Regions from separate parts of the Homo sapiens genome. Here region 2 is linked to region 1. The links are chromatin loops, found by intact Hi-C in ENCODE. Cell type or tissue: HCT116. All regions are shown on one strand.

What was found. Peaks named below come from ENCODE experiments on the same cell type or tissue, not always from the same donor. Only the 100,000 strongest peaks of a DNase experiment are listed, where the experiment ranks them.
Region 2: a loop joins it to region 1, with 4 times the contacts of the local background. A loop is called at or near these places in 9 of 110 quality-filtered maps.

What each region holds. Positions count from the first base shown.
Region 1 is chr2:23,194,895-23,202,894 of GRCh38, reverse strand. LOC107985792 (a long non-coding RNA gene) reads left to right here and starts at 3,966. Exons shown (of 9, transcript NR_171639.1): 1 at 3,966-4,086. In HCT116, CTCF peaks have their summits at 3,175 and 3,378 (motif pointing left); a DNase peak (open chromatin) is centred at 3,354; H3K27me3 peaks cover 2,278 bases.
Region 2 is chr2:23,456,327-23,464,326 of GRCh38, reverse strand. The region is part of intron 1 of KLHL29 (kelch like family member 29); the gene reads right to left. The region is part of intron 1 of LOC124907741 (a long non-coding RNA gene); the gene reads left to right. Among named protein-coding and RNA genes, the nearest start is that of LINC02923, 73 kb to the right of the region's middle. In HCT116, a CTCF peak has its summit at 3,892 (motif pointing right); a DNase peak (open chromatin) is centred at 3,906.

The sequences.
Region 1 (8,000 bases):
ATTACGGACAGAATTGTGTTTCCCCCCAATTCATACATTGAAACCCTAACCCCTAACATGACAGTATTTGGAGACAGGACTTTAAAGAGGTAATTAAGGTGAGGCAAGGTCATCAGGGTGGGGCCCTGATCCAATAGGACTGGTGTCTTTATAAGACGAGGGGACCCCAGGGATGTGCATGCACAGAGGAAAGGACTTGTGAGGACAAGCAAGGAGAGAGGCCTCAGGAGAAAACAGCCCTGCCCACATCTTGATCTTCAACCTCCGGCTTCTAACTTCTGTTGTCTAAGCCACCCAGTTTGTTGTACTTCATTATGTCAGTTGCCCTAGCAAACAAATACAATTGACTTAAGACACACCATCAATTTAACAGTAATTGGGGTGAGAGGGAGAAAAAAAAGAAACACTGCATTAAATGCACAAATAGTCTGCAAGGATGCATATTAGCATCAAGAAGAAATGTTGTAGAAAACTTAGAAAATATAGAAAACACATGGAAGAGACCCTAAAAAATCTTACATAATGACAGTACCCAGGTAGGACCATTGTATTGTTTTATATCACTGATACAAATACACGAACATACTCATTTTGTGTAAAATTTGTGTTGCTGTTTTTCTCTGATGTTATAAATATTTTCTGATATCAAGACCTTTTTTCAAACTCCATTTCAATAGACGCACACCATATCACATTACACCATTTGTTCTCAATTTACCTAATCTATCATTATTACATATTTATTATGTCCAGCTTATATAACGTTTTTCCTATTTTAAATGATGCTCTGATGAAAATCTCTGGAATCTTTGCCACATCAGGGATAATTTTCTACGGGTTAATTCCCAGGCTTGGAATTAATGAAACAGAGAATGTGAACATTGTAAACAGAGGATATAAACAGAGGAGAAAAACATTTTGTGATTCTTGATGCCAAAAATTTTAGGTAATTCTATGATTCCCTTTCCTAACCTGAACACTTGATTTCAGATATGATGTGACCAGTAGATGTAAAAAAGAACCATAATTTTTCTCTCCTGGATACAATAGACAAGTTAATGCAATGTAAAGGAAAGGATTTTTTTTTGTCTTTTGTGTTTATTTTGATTTTGAGCTGGAAAACAATGGCTACCTTTGAGAAAGAGAAAATAATATAACGTGTGAAAGCCAATTCCAGGGTCTTGGAAATTAGGATGTCATCACAGTGGAGCTCTGGGTGAGGCATGGGTTGGGTTATGTCATCCAGGCCATCCTAGAGGATCCCCACTGTCACTGCCAGATCAGAACCCCTATGCAAAGGGACAGAGAGCATCTCATTGCTGACCCTTACTGGGGCTTGCCTGAGTAATGGCAGACTCCAGCCTTTATGACCAGAGACCCAGATTGCCATCTGAACACCTAGACCACCCTACCTCATTGCTCACACAGCAGTCCCCAGCTCCATGAAGTTAGACTAAAAGGTGTGCAGAAGCCTCACTGTGGGGCAAGAGGGACACCTTTGCCACTCCTCCTAGGGCAATCTTAAGTTAGGAGCCCTTAATTCTAAATTTTACGTGCCTCCCCCCCCAACCACAAGAACAACATAATGTTTTGAAAATAATTAATATGTGCCTAATTTCTGGATCCATTGTAGTTTTAACACAATGAGCTGAAAGGTAGGACTTTGAATTTTACTGGGACTGTGCTATGCTTTAACCTTGCTCTTTGGTACAATATCTTTAATATAAATCTATATGTCACATACGCTGCTGTTACATTGTTTTCATATAACCATGTTTGACACCCCATTTGACAATGTCAACATTCACAGTGGTTCCTCAATGCATTTGACAGTATCAGCCCTTAAAATGTTTCACAATACTTCCACGTAAGCACATTTGACAGGATCAGCAGTTGAAATATTACACAAAACTATGTATTTGCAGTTCTGAATACCAGCAGTGACTGTTTTCACAATATCTGTACATAGTGACTGCTCATTCATTCGGTACACATCTTGTTTTTCTTTCGAGAGCTTATGAAACACCAAGCTCTGTGATAGCCTTTTTGACGTTGGGTACAAAGATCATTAAGATTTAATGGACACGCTCATGAAATTCCAAGTAAACAAAAAATCAAATAGCTAATAACCAGCATTTATTGAACACTTACTGTGAGTCAGGATTTGAGCCAAGGGGTTTTCATGCAGCAACTCATTTCATGTAGCTACAACTGAAGAGATAGGTTATAGCAATCCCATTTTACAGATGATGAAACTGAGGTGCTGAATTGTTAAGCAATTTGTCTGAGCAAACAGCTGGATAGAAGTAGAACTTACTGCTCTCAGGCTTTCTCTCTTTACTGTGTGCTTTTCAACTTGGAATTAATGAAACAAAGAATGTGAACATTGTGAAGAGAGGATATAAATAAAGGAACGAACATTCATTATGCCATAATTATTATAATGGTGTGGGATTATAAAAGTGCCTTCAGAACAAGGTAAAGCAGGCATCAATCTCCTGGGGACATTGAAGGAAGGCTTCAGGAGAGGGAAATATTCAAAGGAACTTCAAAAGCTTAATAGAGTGCGGTCAAGTGGAGAAGATGTGAAAATGCAAAAAATGTTTGTAAATTCCAGGAGGCACTTAGTGGTTAAAGAATGGGGTCAAGTTTAGGAGGCCTGGAAGGTGTGTGAGACAGAAGCAAGATTGAGAAGACTTTGAATGTGTCAGGGAGGAAAAACTTTTCTTCTACCCTCTTAGGTTCAGTTACTGAACCTACATGCCTGACAAAAGACAGATAACAGGAGAAAAGGCACAAAATTTTTATTAATATTTATGTGAACATGAGTCCACAGAAAAAAATCAGCGAAACTCAAAGAGGCAGTTAGACTTAGGGGTTTATATACCATTTTAACAAAGGAAAGAGAATTCGGGCTTTGAAGGGATGATAAATTATGGGGAAGTGACTAGGAAATATATTGGGGAACTAGTGGAAGACAATGGTTATTTTAGTAAGGTCTGTTATGCCAACTCATCTTGGTATTGACTCCCATCTCTGGTGATAAGAGTCACTCTGCCCTCCCTTCCTAGTGCAGGGTGAGAGTCACCTTCACAAAGGGAAATTTGTCCCTGCTTTTAGACAGATTCGGGGGTCAGAGAACTCTTCCTCCATCTGTTGATTCTCAATTGCCTTCAGCTCAAAATAATCCACATGCCAAAGGGACATATTTCAGGGTGGCATATTCTGATCCCCTTCAAATGCCATGCTAAATAATTTAGGCTTTATTTTATAGCAATGAGAGGTTTTAAGCATAAATGACGTAGTCAGATTTGCATGCTTGAAAATGCAAAATTGGGGGGTTGTTAGAAGGGAAGCTGCTTCAGGCTGTGCGCCCCCTTGTGGAGAAGAGAGAGAGAGAGAAAGTGAGAGAGATGGAGAACTCTGCATTGGGATTCCCTCCCTTCTTTCCATCTTTCTGAAGGAAAGCTGGGATTTCAATTTTCATCCTCCCAGGCGGCTGCTGTCTGGAGGCTGCTCCATCTGTGCAGGGCTTATCGCTGCTGTTTCCAAGAGGCCGAGCCCCAGAGAGCCTCTTAAGTTCTACAAAGCCCACCTGGGGAGCAAGCAAACATGGAGCCTCCCCCAACCTCTTGAAGGATCTTAGTGGAGGCTGCCTGTGCCCTAGTGCACCCTTGCTGGGTCCTCAGCAAGTCTATCTTGCTCACCCCCGCTTTGCAAATATTTAACTTCAGGATCAGCTTCTCTGGGTGACATCCAAGGGGGAGCTTCAACTTTCTTGTTTATTTTAGATCCCAGGGACGCCCCCACAGGTAGACGAAGAGGGTCCAGAGAAAGGTGGGGATTCCCTAACCCCTTCTTTCTTGGCACAGACAGGCAGAGAACACCTCTTTTCTCACCCCTGGGCAGCCCCAGGAAGTCAATCCTTCCACTATTCCTGCTCCGTGCCTCTCTTCCCTCTGCCCAGATTCCTGGGAGACTCAAAACCCTGTTCAACTCTCTCTGGGCTAGCTGCTCCCCTCCCCAAGAGGATTTCTCTCCAGAGCTGGTATCATCGCTTAATGATGTTCCACCAACAAGGGGAAGGTAATTGATTGTTAAGTGAAAATATAAATTGTAATTGAATCCATCACATTTCAGTTTTTCATTATCGTGTGACAAGTCTCTTAGTGCATTGGCAAGGACTGCAGGGATCAGGGAGGGCTGGAGAGAGAGATAAGGACAGTTGTCTTCCGTTTCCTTATCCAGTGTGGTAGGCTTGCACTTTCAAATTGTAAACTGCCTCACTGGGACTCTTGCACACATGAGTGTGCATGGGTGTGCACACAGCTATGCGCTGGGTCAAATGAATTCATATTCAAGAACTGAAGTGGAATGCTTACAGGTCCTCGGCTGCGATGTGTTGGTCCAGTTTGAGCTTCAGTTTTGTATTTCTAGCTTCCCACTGGACGTTCAGTTTATTTAATAAGTTCATGCTGTCCCAAGCGTTGTGCTGCACACGCTCACTGTTTTGATCTAATTTAGTATTAAGGAGGAAGTATAGTGTGGTGCTTAGGAAGTAGACTTGAGAAACAGTTGGCTTGTATTAGTCTCGTGGTCCCACTGCTTAATAACTGTGTGGCCTTGGGCAAGTTTCTAACCTCTCTGTGCCTCTGTTTTCTCATTTGTAAAATAGGGATAATAATGAATATTTACAGTTTAGGGCTATTGTGAGGATTAGATAGGGTTAGTTTAGGTAAAGCAGTTGGAAAAATACGCCTGGTTAAAAACTGATACCAAATGATTTTGATATCAGGGTCATGCTGGCTTTATCAAGCAAGGTGGGATTTGTTCCTTCTTCTTTATTTTCTGGAAGTGTTTGTGTTAAGTTTGGCACTCCTTCCTCCTTAGTGTTTAACAAAATTCATAGTTTTGATGACAAATCAATTTGTTTCATAGATACGGGGCTGTTTATATTTTAAAATTCTTCTTGTGTACATTTTAGGTTGAGCTTTCAACAAATGTTTCTCTTTTATCTAAGTCAAATTTGGAGGCATAAAGTTGCTCCTTTTATTATATTTGTCTATAGGATCTCTGAAGATCTTCCTTATTGTACTTCTGATACTGGCAATTTGTGGTTTACTTTCTCCTTTACTTCTTGATCATTCAAACTGAGGAGATTATCAACATTATTAACTTTTTCCAAAAAACAACCTCTGACTTTGCTGATTGTCTTTATTGGTTGTCTCTTTCCGTTGCATTTATTTGTCATCTATTTATTGTCTTATTTCTTGTACCTACTCTGGGTTTAATTTACTCTTCATTTCTTAGCCTCTTAAGGTCGTGGTTTAGATGATTGCTCTAATGTGTTTCCTGTTTCCTGAGATAGGCTTCTGAAGCTATACATTTCCCTGTTAGCACTGCTTTAGGTATAGCCTACACAATTTGAAATTGTTAACATTCCACTGAAAATATTCTGTGCTTTCTTTTGTAATTTATTCTTTGATCTTTGGACTATTTAGCAGTATGTTTAATTTCCAAATATTGGGGTGATTTTCTTGGTGTGCTATTGAGATTAGTATCTAATTTAATGCCGTTGTCACCAGAGAATATACTCTTTATGTTATTGGTCTTTTGAAATTTATTGAGACTTTCTAATGGCCTAGCATATGGTTTTTTGGGACATTTTCTGTGCACTTGCAAAAAAATGTATATTTTACAGTTTTTGGTCTGTTTTATAAATGTCAGTTCCATGAAGCTGGTTGATTGAGTTGTGCAGATCTTCTATCTGCTCTCTCCTTTTTTTTTCTTCAACTTGTTCTATCAACTATTGAGAGAAGAGAATTTAAAGTCTCCATTTATCTTTGTGGATTTGTCTATTTATCTTTTTAGCACAGCCACTTTTTGCTTCAGATATTTTGAAGCTCTGTTTTAAGGTGCATACACATTTAAGATGTTTATATATCTTTAATGGACTGAAACTTTTATAATAATAAAATGTCCTTTTATATCTCTACTAGAATTCTGTGTCTTGAAGTCTACTTTAATATAGCTACACTATTTTTCTTATACTTAATGTTTGTATAGTATATTGTTTTCCATATTTTACTTTCAATCTATCTGTGTCTTTATATTAAAATTATGTTTACTGAAAGCAACATAAAGGCTTTTCTTGCTTTTCATTCAGTCTGATAATTTCTGCTTCTTAAAAAGAACATTTAGTTAATATGCATACTTACTGATATGATTGCTTTTAAGTCTAACATCATGTTATTATTTTGTATTTTCCATTCTGTCTTTTGTATCTTTTTATCTTTTTCTCCTTTATTCATTCTTCCTTGTTTTGCGTGAATGAAGCATTTTTAGTATTCCATTGTACCTTTACTATTGATCTTTTTGTTATACCTATTTGTACTATTTTTAAAATGATTGTTGTAGTGATGACACTATTCATCTTTAACTTACCACAGTCTCCCACTCCCATGGTGCCATTTTTGCCCGTTAAAAATTATGGATGGCTCAACCCCAACTCTTCTGGAAATTATGGACTACATGTTGAGCACCCCTGATCCAAAAATCTGAAATCTGAAATGCTTCAAAATCCAACATTTTTTGAGTGCTGACTTGATGCCACAAATAGAAAATTACACACCTGCTCTCATTTGACAGGTCTCAGTCAAAATGAGTCAAAAGTTTGTTTCCTGCACAAGGTTATTAAAAATATTGCATAAAAATCACCTTCAGGGTATGTACATAAGGTGTATATGAAATGTAAATGAACTTTTGTGTTTAGACTTGGGTCCCATCCCCAAGATATCTTATTATTTATATGCAAATATTCCCAAATCCAAAAAAATCTGAAATCCAAAACATTTCTGGTCCTAGACATTTCAAATAAGTGGTACTCAGCCTGTAATATTATTTCATGAATAATGTAAGAAATTTATACAGTAAAATTCCATTTACCCTTCCTACACTTTGTTCTTCTATGTTTTTTACTTCTACATATGGTATTAATTCCATAATACATTTTTAAAATTTTTGCTTTATATGGTCTGTAGGTTGTTAAAAGTGTGTGTGTGTGTGTGTGTGTGTCTATGGATAGATTTAGAGGGGAAGAAAGAAAAAGAAAGAAATGAGAGAGAAAGAATAAAGGAAAAAAACTCTGAAAAGTATTTACACACATTTTAAAGCTTTTATGATCTTCTTTATTCTTCTGTAAAGATCCAAGTTTCCATCTGGTATCATTTCCTGCAGCCTGAAATACTTCTTTTAATATTTCTTATAGTGCAAATCTGTTGGCAAAAAATTCAGATTTTGTTTATCTGGAAAAGTCTGTATCCCACCCTCATTTTTGCAAGGATATTTTGCTGGATAAAGAATTCAAGGCCAGCATGACTTATAATGCTTTTGTCTAATTAAACATCTCATTAAATTGTTTTCTGGACTCCACTGTTTCTAACGAAGTCAGCCATTCTTTGTCATGTATGAATGTCGTGGATCTATGTCTTTCCTTTGATTTTCAGCAGTTTGACTGGTTGCCAAGATGATGGTTTGGTTTGTTTTGCCCCTGCTTGTCGTTTATTGAGATTTTCTGAATCTTTCAGTTGATGTAGAATTCTTGGCTGTCATCTTTTCAAATATTCCCTTTGCTTCATTCTATCTTTTTTCCTGGGACTTTGACTTCATATATGTTAGACCATCTGATATTATTTCAGAGATCTCAGATGCTCTGTTTCTTTTTTTCTCTGCAGTCTTCTCTCTACCTATTTTAATTTGGATAATTTCCTGTTTTCTAGTTGACAAATCCTCTTTTGTACTATATCTAGTTTGTAACCCTGTCAAATGAACTATCTATTTCTGAGATTGTAGTTCTTTTATTTGTTTTTAGCATTTCTATTTTGTTCTCTTTTATAGTTTCCCTCTCCCTAGACAAATTCCCCATCTTTTCACATATTGTCCACAATTTTTTGGATCCTTTAATGTATTTATCATACATTTTTTCCCCCAAACTCCCTGTA
Region 2 (8,000 bases), 260 kb before region 1:
TGTCCCAAGTGGTCAGCAAGGGCTCTGGGGGCTCCGGGGGCTCCGGGCTTGCAGAGACCCTGGGGAAATGAGCCTCCAACAAGTGCAAACACACTGTGCTGGAAACTCATAACCTCTGATTACTTGGATGGAATTCAATTTGCCACTTTCAAAAGTCTAACAAAAACAGACTACCCTCCACCCCCATGTAATCACTGAATAATATTATAATCATTTTGCATGGAAATTGCATTATTTCCCTGATGGAAGCATAGGCTTTGAACCTCTCAGGGCTTCACCCGCTACATTACTTTTCAAAGTATGAAGTAGCAGGTTCCAATTATCTGAAAAAAATTTAAAACAGTAACAGCACAATACATAGTGTGATCCAGATGGAGAGAATACACATTTTCCAGGACAGGCACCTTGATTAGTGACTGTGATTGTTAAACACATTTCAGGTAATACAGTGATAATGGACATTAATAGTAGCAATAGTGCTGAAGTGCTGAAATATAATCATTTCTGATTATATTACTCTTTCTTTTTGTGAAGCGCAGTGCATATTTCCAAATGACTCTATGCTCATTAAACTACACAAAAGCCCAACAGCAGATTGGCAGAAAGGTGGTCAGAAGGGGCTTACGGCTCCTTGTGTTTGGAAAGTGGTGAAGGATGTTGGTCAGAGTTCTTGCGGGGCCCAAAAGACTCAGCAGAAGACCCGGTGTTCTGTCTTTGGGCTCCATCAAGAGACCTCTGCCTACATTCACAGACATAGGCTACCAAACAGCCACTACAGAAATGCTTATACGTGCAATATAACAAGCTGAGGGGTTTTAAATGAGAATTTTGTACAGTAAAATTTTTTGTCTATGCCATCTTTTCCCTCCTCCCTCATTAGCCCTCAACAAGGTGTTGCCTTCTATTCAAGATATCGAATATATCCACTGATAGATTCTGTATCAGTAAGAAGACTCTAATTAACACAAATATGATGTAGTATAAATTTTAGTGTCTGTATGTTATTATAAACAGACTTTTGAAGGTCACTTTAACAAGAATCATAACAAATTATTGCAAAGAGACTGTGAATATTTACCTATAAACCAAATGAAAAAAAAAAAAGCCAAAAACACCTGCTTCAACTTGGGATAGAATTCCCAGGGAAGGTCTAATCCTCACATTCAAAAAGTGCCATGACGTTCCAAAAAATTGTCAGAGGACTCAAAAAGTCACTCTAGTGATTAAAAAAAAAAAAACTACACTGAAAAAAAAACATGGGAGGCAAAGCTGCCCAGAACAAGTTTGAATAATTACTCATGAAATATAAGTGGAAATATTTCTAAATTAACATTTTATTTTTATTTATTTTTTAATTAAAGATGGGGTCTTGCTATGTTGCCCAGGCTGCCCTCGAACTCCCGGGCTCAAGCAATCCTCCCACCTTGGCCTCCCAAAATGCTGGGATTACAGGTGTGAGCCACCATGCCCGGTTAGCATTTTATATAGTTTGTAATTTTTAACATTTGAAACTAAAATAATTAAACATTGTAAGTATACTTTTTTGTTGCATCTATATTCAAAAAAATTTAATATATTCAGGTTGGCTAAAAAGTTTTTGGAAAGCTTTTCTTTGGGAAAGTGGGGAACTGCCTTATGTTTGGGCATAAGATTAATTTCTTAGCACTGATGGGCAGTCCTTATCCTGTCAAAGGTCTGATTTAATCCACCAGTCAAAGCCGCTAGGGACACTAGAAGGTCTTCAGTCCAACAACCCCTATATTTTGCAGATGAGAAAACGGAAGCCCAGAGAATTCTCTGTCCTACCACGGAATCATTATAGGAAGAAGCCTAGAAATCAGAGCTGGCTGCCCCTCCAGACTCCCTAGTGACAGAGGCCACAGCCTGGGGCTCTTTCTGTCAGTTGGGGATCATTTGGGGCTGTGAACTCACAGGTGATAGACCAGCCTCAAAGAACCCACCGGCAGCAGGCTAGGCCAGCCATCCAGTGTAGCATAGACAGAGCCTGTTTCCTCTCAGGAGGGAGCTCCCTCCAGATCACAGACCAGGTAGCATTTCCTATGCTTTGCCAGAACTCTGCCAATGTTTTCAAAAAGAGAGAGACACATGTATTTAAAAGCCTACATACATATAAAAATGTGTCTGGGCTCTTCTTTCCAAATGGGAGGAGTGCTGCTGAAATTTGCCAGGTGGGAGTCATCCTTGAGTCCCACCTGTCAGTCACCTGCCTCCCTCAGCAGCTGAGATTCAGACAAAAATCTCTTCTCATGGGTGGAAGGAACACAGGTGCAGCCCCTTCTATTAGGTTGGTGGAAAAGTAATTGCATTTTTGTCATTAAAAAAAAAAAAATGGCAAAAACCGCAATTACTTTTGCACCAAACTAATACCTGGGAACCTCAGTTTCCCTCTCCCTAGGGGCCATCAGTCCTGGGTCAGAAGCGGGTGTCACTTCTCATTAGGGCTCCTAATGCAGAGCAGGGAACCACCGCAATTAAAAACCCTGAAAAGCAGGATCATCGCTGGCTAACGATGCAGCTTTGTGCACTGAGATCTACTTTAAATTTTATTAGGCAAAGTCATCTATTTCCCGCCCCCCTGCCCCCCCAGCAAAGATAAAGAAGGGGTACACTGGATAGTGGGGTGAAGTAGCTGATAGAGAAGGCAGAGCGAGTCATACAAGGTAGAGGGGTCACGTATGGATACCGGGTCCATTTAAAAGGCTTAGGCAGCAAAAAGTGAATTTGACTTCCCATCAGCACAATTCACTCAAGTGTTTCTCTGTCGATAGGGCATTTCAGCCAGAGCACCTAGAAAAATTAACAGCTACGCGAGAACTCCTAATCAACAAGAAGTGGTTACCTCAAAGCCGTACTCTTTAAGGCTAGAGGCATAGAATTTTTAGAGCAGCTGCAAAAGTGTTGAAACATGAATTATGAATTGAGATCCTGTGGCTGCTCAAATCTAGTCCCAGAGCTCAGACCCAAAGTAGGAGACAGAAAGAACCACAGGGCATCTCATGTTTGTTTATACGCCCAGTCTGGGAGCCACATCCTGGCCCTGCAGTTACTACTCACGTAATGTCAAGCAAGCTACCCGACCCCTCTGCCTCAGTCTCTTCAGCTGTGAGATGGGGATAACAAGAGTGTTTCCTCCATTGGGTTGCTGGGAGACTAAACAGGATAATACAATAAAGTACTCAAAAAAGTGCTGGACACAGATTTGATTCTTAACAGATGTTGGTGATTATTGTTTGATTTTGTCAGCCACCGGGACGATCTTTCTAAGACACCAATCTGGTTTCCTCTCATTTGAAATCCTTTAGTGGCCTCTCAGCGCAGACACAAAATCCAAGATACTTGGTATGATATCTATGGCCACAGCTACTCTGCAAACTTCCGCCCTTATCAGTCACGGTGCCTCTGCCCGGAACTGCTGGAAGCTCCTGAGCTTGCACGATGCTCCCTTCACGGGAAGCTCCTGAGTTTGCACGATGCTCCCTTCACGGGAAGCTCCTGAGCTTGCACGATGCTCCCTTCACGGGAAGCTCCTGAGTTTGCACGATGCTCCCTTCACGGGAAGCTCCTGAGTTTGCACGATGCTCCCTTCACGGGAAGCTCCTGAGTTTGCACGATGCTCCCTTCACGGCTCCATGCCTTTCCACACCTGTGGCCTCCACCTGTCTTGTCTGTCCCTCATCTTCTGCTTGGCCAGCTCCACTGTGTGTCCAAGTGCTCATCCTCTGAGCTCCTGTAGTTACCACATGCACATATTAATCTAGCCATTTTCACCCCATTCTTGTTTGGGGCAAGATAATTCTTTGTAATGGGCTTGTTCTGTGCATTTTAAGATGCTTAGCAGCATTTCTAGCCTCCACCCACTAGAGGCCAGTAGCATCCCTTCCCCCCTACATCATGACAAAAATATCTCCAGATAAGTTCCCAGATAAGTGCCCAATGTCTCCTAGGATGGGGAAAGGAACAAAATCATCCCTGGTTGAGAACCACTGCACTAGAAAAAACTATAAGCCCCGTGAACACACAGGCTATAACTTATTCATGTCTCTATCACTGGGACCTGGTCCAGTACTTGGCAAATAATACATGCTCAATAAATGGCTGTTGACAAGGAAAGAAGGAAATGAAATAAAATAAATTTAGTGCTCATAATAAATATCCTACTCAAGGTTGAGATAGGCATGTTGGATCAAGTAATGAATAAATGAATGAGATACACAGTTTGCTAACTGAATAAATACACAGTAGGTATGTTGAACAAATACTTCTCATCATTTCAACATTTGAAAGTAAAATTTTGACTCCAGGATACCCTTCCAGCTTCTCCTCTACCTGTCCTGCTTAGCTCCTCTGCTTCATGGTGAAACTTCTGGAAAGGCTGCCTAGGCCTCCTGTCAACTTCCTCACCTCCCATTCACCCCTTAGCCCATCACTCTATCCAAAGTTCTCTTGTTAAGGTCACCAGTGTCCTCCATGGTGCTAAATCCAATGGACGGTTTCCACTCTTTATCTTGTGTGCTATCCCAGAAGCTTTCAACACTGGTGGCCACTCCTTGAAAGCAGGGATGAAAATCAAGTTTAACAACTGATGTGGCATGGGCACTAACCACTATCACAGTGCATGCACCGACAAGTCAGAATGGTCACTGGGCATCCGTGGCCAGTCTCACTGTGCCTGCGCATACAGGCTGAATGCAAGTCTTGCTTGAAGCCCTTGCTTCCCTTTGCTTCCACAACACAACAATCTCCTGTTTTTAATCCTGCTTCATTGGTCGTCATTTCCCCATTTTGCCGAATCACCCCTGCCTCCCTGGCTATTAGACATCAGAGCTCCTAGAAGATGTTTTGCCAGGCCCTCTTCTCTTTTTTTACTCCATTCTCTTCTTCCCCTGGATGATCTAATCCATGCTCAAGGCTTCAATCACTCTCCATATGCTGATGACTCTCCAAAACATATTCTCTCCAGTCCCACCTCTCCTCTGAGCTCCGGATCTGTACATCTCACCTACTTATCTGACACCTTTAATGTGATGTTTCAAAGGCAACTCAGACTGATCATGCCTCTTCCTCTCACCCAAACAAATCAAAGCAAAGAACTCTGGGCTTCTCCAGTGCTTCCTGTCTCAGAATAGAGCACACCAACCATCTTATATCTAGATGTAACCATCTAATCAGGCACAACCCTGATACCTAGGAGCCATCCTGTGGAGGCTTTCTCCCTCCATACCCAGCCCATTATGACCCCTCGACATACCTCTTACCTCCAGCTACTTCTCTTCACCTCCCCACTGCCACTGTCCTCTCTTGCAATAGTCTTTTCACTTGGTTCTCCTGAATCCTTGCTTGCTCTTCCCCAATCTGCTTTCATGTTGCAGCAAAGTGCAAATCCGATCCTGTTTCTCCTCTGCGTTAGCCTTCACCATTAGACTCAGATAAAGACTGGAGGCACAGCATGGCTCCAAGACCATGCATGCACCAGCTGCATGTCCTCTCCTGCCTCATCTCACCCCTGTCCCCGTTCTCCTCTCCGCTATGACCACTGGCCTTCTTTCCATTCCTGGGATGCTGCACTTGTACTGCAGGGTGTTTCCACATGCTGGTTCCTCTCTCTCTTCACCTGGTTCATGCTGATTCTGATGCCAACAAAAGCAGCAACTCTTGAGGGAAGCAGTTCTTGACGTGAGGTTGCCACATACCATCCTGGCTGTAGAGCTATGAGAACACGTGTTCATAATTATAATTTATGTTTGTGATTATATGATTAATTTCTTGTCTTCCTTGCCTAGAGCATAAGCTCTATGTAGATAGAGGATTACCTCTGTACATAGTCCAGGGGCCAGCACGCGATAGCCTGTGGCCAAATGCAGCTGGTTTTGTCAATAGAGTCTTTCTGGAACAAGGCTACACCCATGTGTTTATGTATTGTCTATGGCTGCTTTTGTTCTACAAGAGTTGAGTAGTTGCAACAGACAAAATGGCCCTCAAAGCCTAAAATACTTACTTTATAGAAACAGTCTGCCAGCCCAGCTCCAGTGGGAGCACCAGTGCCTTGCAGAAAGCAGACATTCAATACAAATGTGTTAAATTAATGAGCAAGTGGGCAAGCTGAATAAATGAGCTTCCAGTAGGTCCCTGGTGTCTGCTGAGTAAGTGACTCAAACGGGCCCTCTCTGGGGCAACGCCGGCCACCTGCAGACGTGCACTGACGCCTATAGCACTGTTACTGACATGCTGACCCTCACGCTTTTCCCCAGGAGCAGGCATCCTTACGTTTTATTTTTTTTTAATTTTTATTTTTTGAGACAGAGTCTCGCTCTGTCGCCCAGGCTGGAGTGCAGTGGCGTGATCTCAGTTCACTGCAAGCTCCGCCTCCCTGGTTCATGCCATTCTCCTGCCTCAACCTCCCGAGTAGCTGGGATTACAGGTGCCCGCCACCACGCCTGGCTAATTTTTTGTATTTTTAGTAGAGACAGGGTTTCACTGTGTTAGCCAGGATGGTCTCGATCTCCTGACCTCGTGATCTGCCTGCCTTGGCTTCCCAAAGTGCTGGGATTACAGGTGTGAGCCACCGCGCCCGGCCTTACGTTTTCTTTAGAGTCCCAGATAATAGGTCTTGCCAGGCAAGGAGGGGACCTTTCATCTGACTGCAGGGACCTTGTTCCTGGTGCTTCAGAGCCTGGGAATTTATTGTTGGCCATCCAGCACCAGTGGGACGCTGTTACAATCCTTGTGACACTCCTAAAAGCAGAACAGGGAATTCCAGAGGCACCCCCACCTCGGGGAACACAAGGTGACGGGTTGAGGGGTGATCCATGGGGCCAAAGGAGTAGCACTCACACCGCAGGGGTCCTGGAGGGGAAGGGCCCCAGAACCATGCCAAAACCACTTAATGGATCAGAATCAAAGGAGAGGAAGATGAAGGAAAGAATTAAGAACCTCTGGCTGTCTCTTCTCTAGGTCCCCACAGCTCAAAGCCACCACTTCTCACAGGAAAGGCCTGCCTTAGTCATTCCAGACTCCAAAGACCTGGCCCCTCTGGGCTCAGAGCCCATATGAGTTCAGCATTGGTCAAACATCATCCTACACCAGTCACTGTGCATGTGAGGGTTACTCTGCACCCTGCGCTCACTCAGGGCACGGATTGCTTTAACCTCCTCCTGTTCCTGTCACCAGATGCCTCTAGCTCCAGTCCCCGGCGTCGGGAAGGCACAGGGCCTGGCACAAGGGAGGGTCTCAGCAGATGCCTGGGGAGGGGCCTCGGAAGGCCTCGACCTCTGCTGCTCCGGCCCTGACACCTGAGATGCCGCCACCCTGCTCCCTTCCATGTAGCCAGGCCTGCTTCTGCGGTGGCCTGTGTGACCTGGAGCAACCCTACCACCTTTTTTCTCCCTCTGCCTGGCTGTCTCCGCAAGTCCCCGTCAGCACACTTCAAACCAGCCTGGGTGCACAAGGGAGACAGCATCTATTGCCAGCCCTGGGTGACTGGACCCCACAAGGGCTGCCATCCTGGAAACATCTCCAAGTGCAGGCATAGCTACCCCCTTTTTTTGGTGGGGGAAGACTCCAGGATCTTAATACTCATAAATAAGTTGTCAAAAATTCCCACAGCAGCGATAACGCTGCATTCAGGCTGAAGCGTGCAATGTGGCAGGAACAGAAAACGCAATGCGAGCATTTACACCCAAGCACAAGTAGCCAGAACCCCGCAGAGCTGGCGCGGGAGAATGTTTCCGGCTCCTCACTCGTGGGTGCTAGACGCACGCATCACGTGGCCTTACTAGAGACGTTTCAGATTTAGTTCTCGGATATTTTGTGAAGATCCACGGAAAAGAGAATGAACACTCCTGAGCATAGCCCAAATCACTGCTCCGAAGATTCTAGAACAAATGTTTCCACCTGCATCTTCCTGGGTTCCTGGCACAGCTCTACAAGCACTCAGCTGCTATGGGGAGCATGCTGGGGGTTCTGTGGAGGTGGCTCCCTCT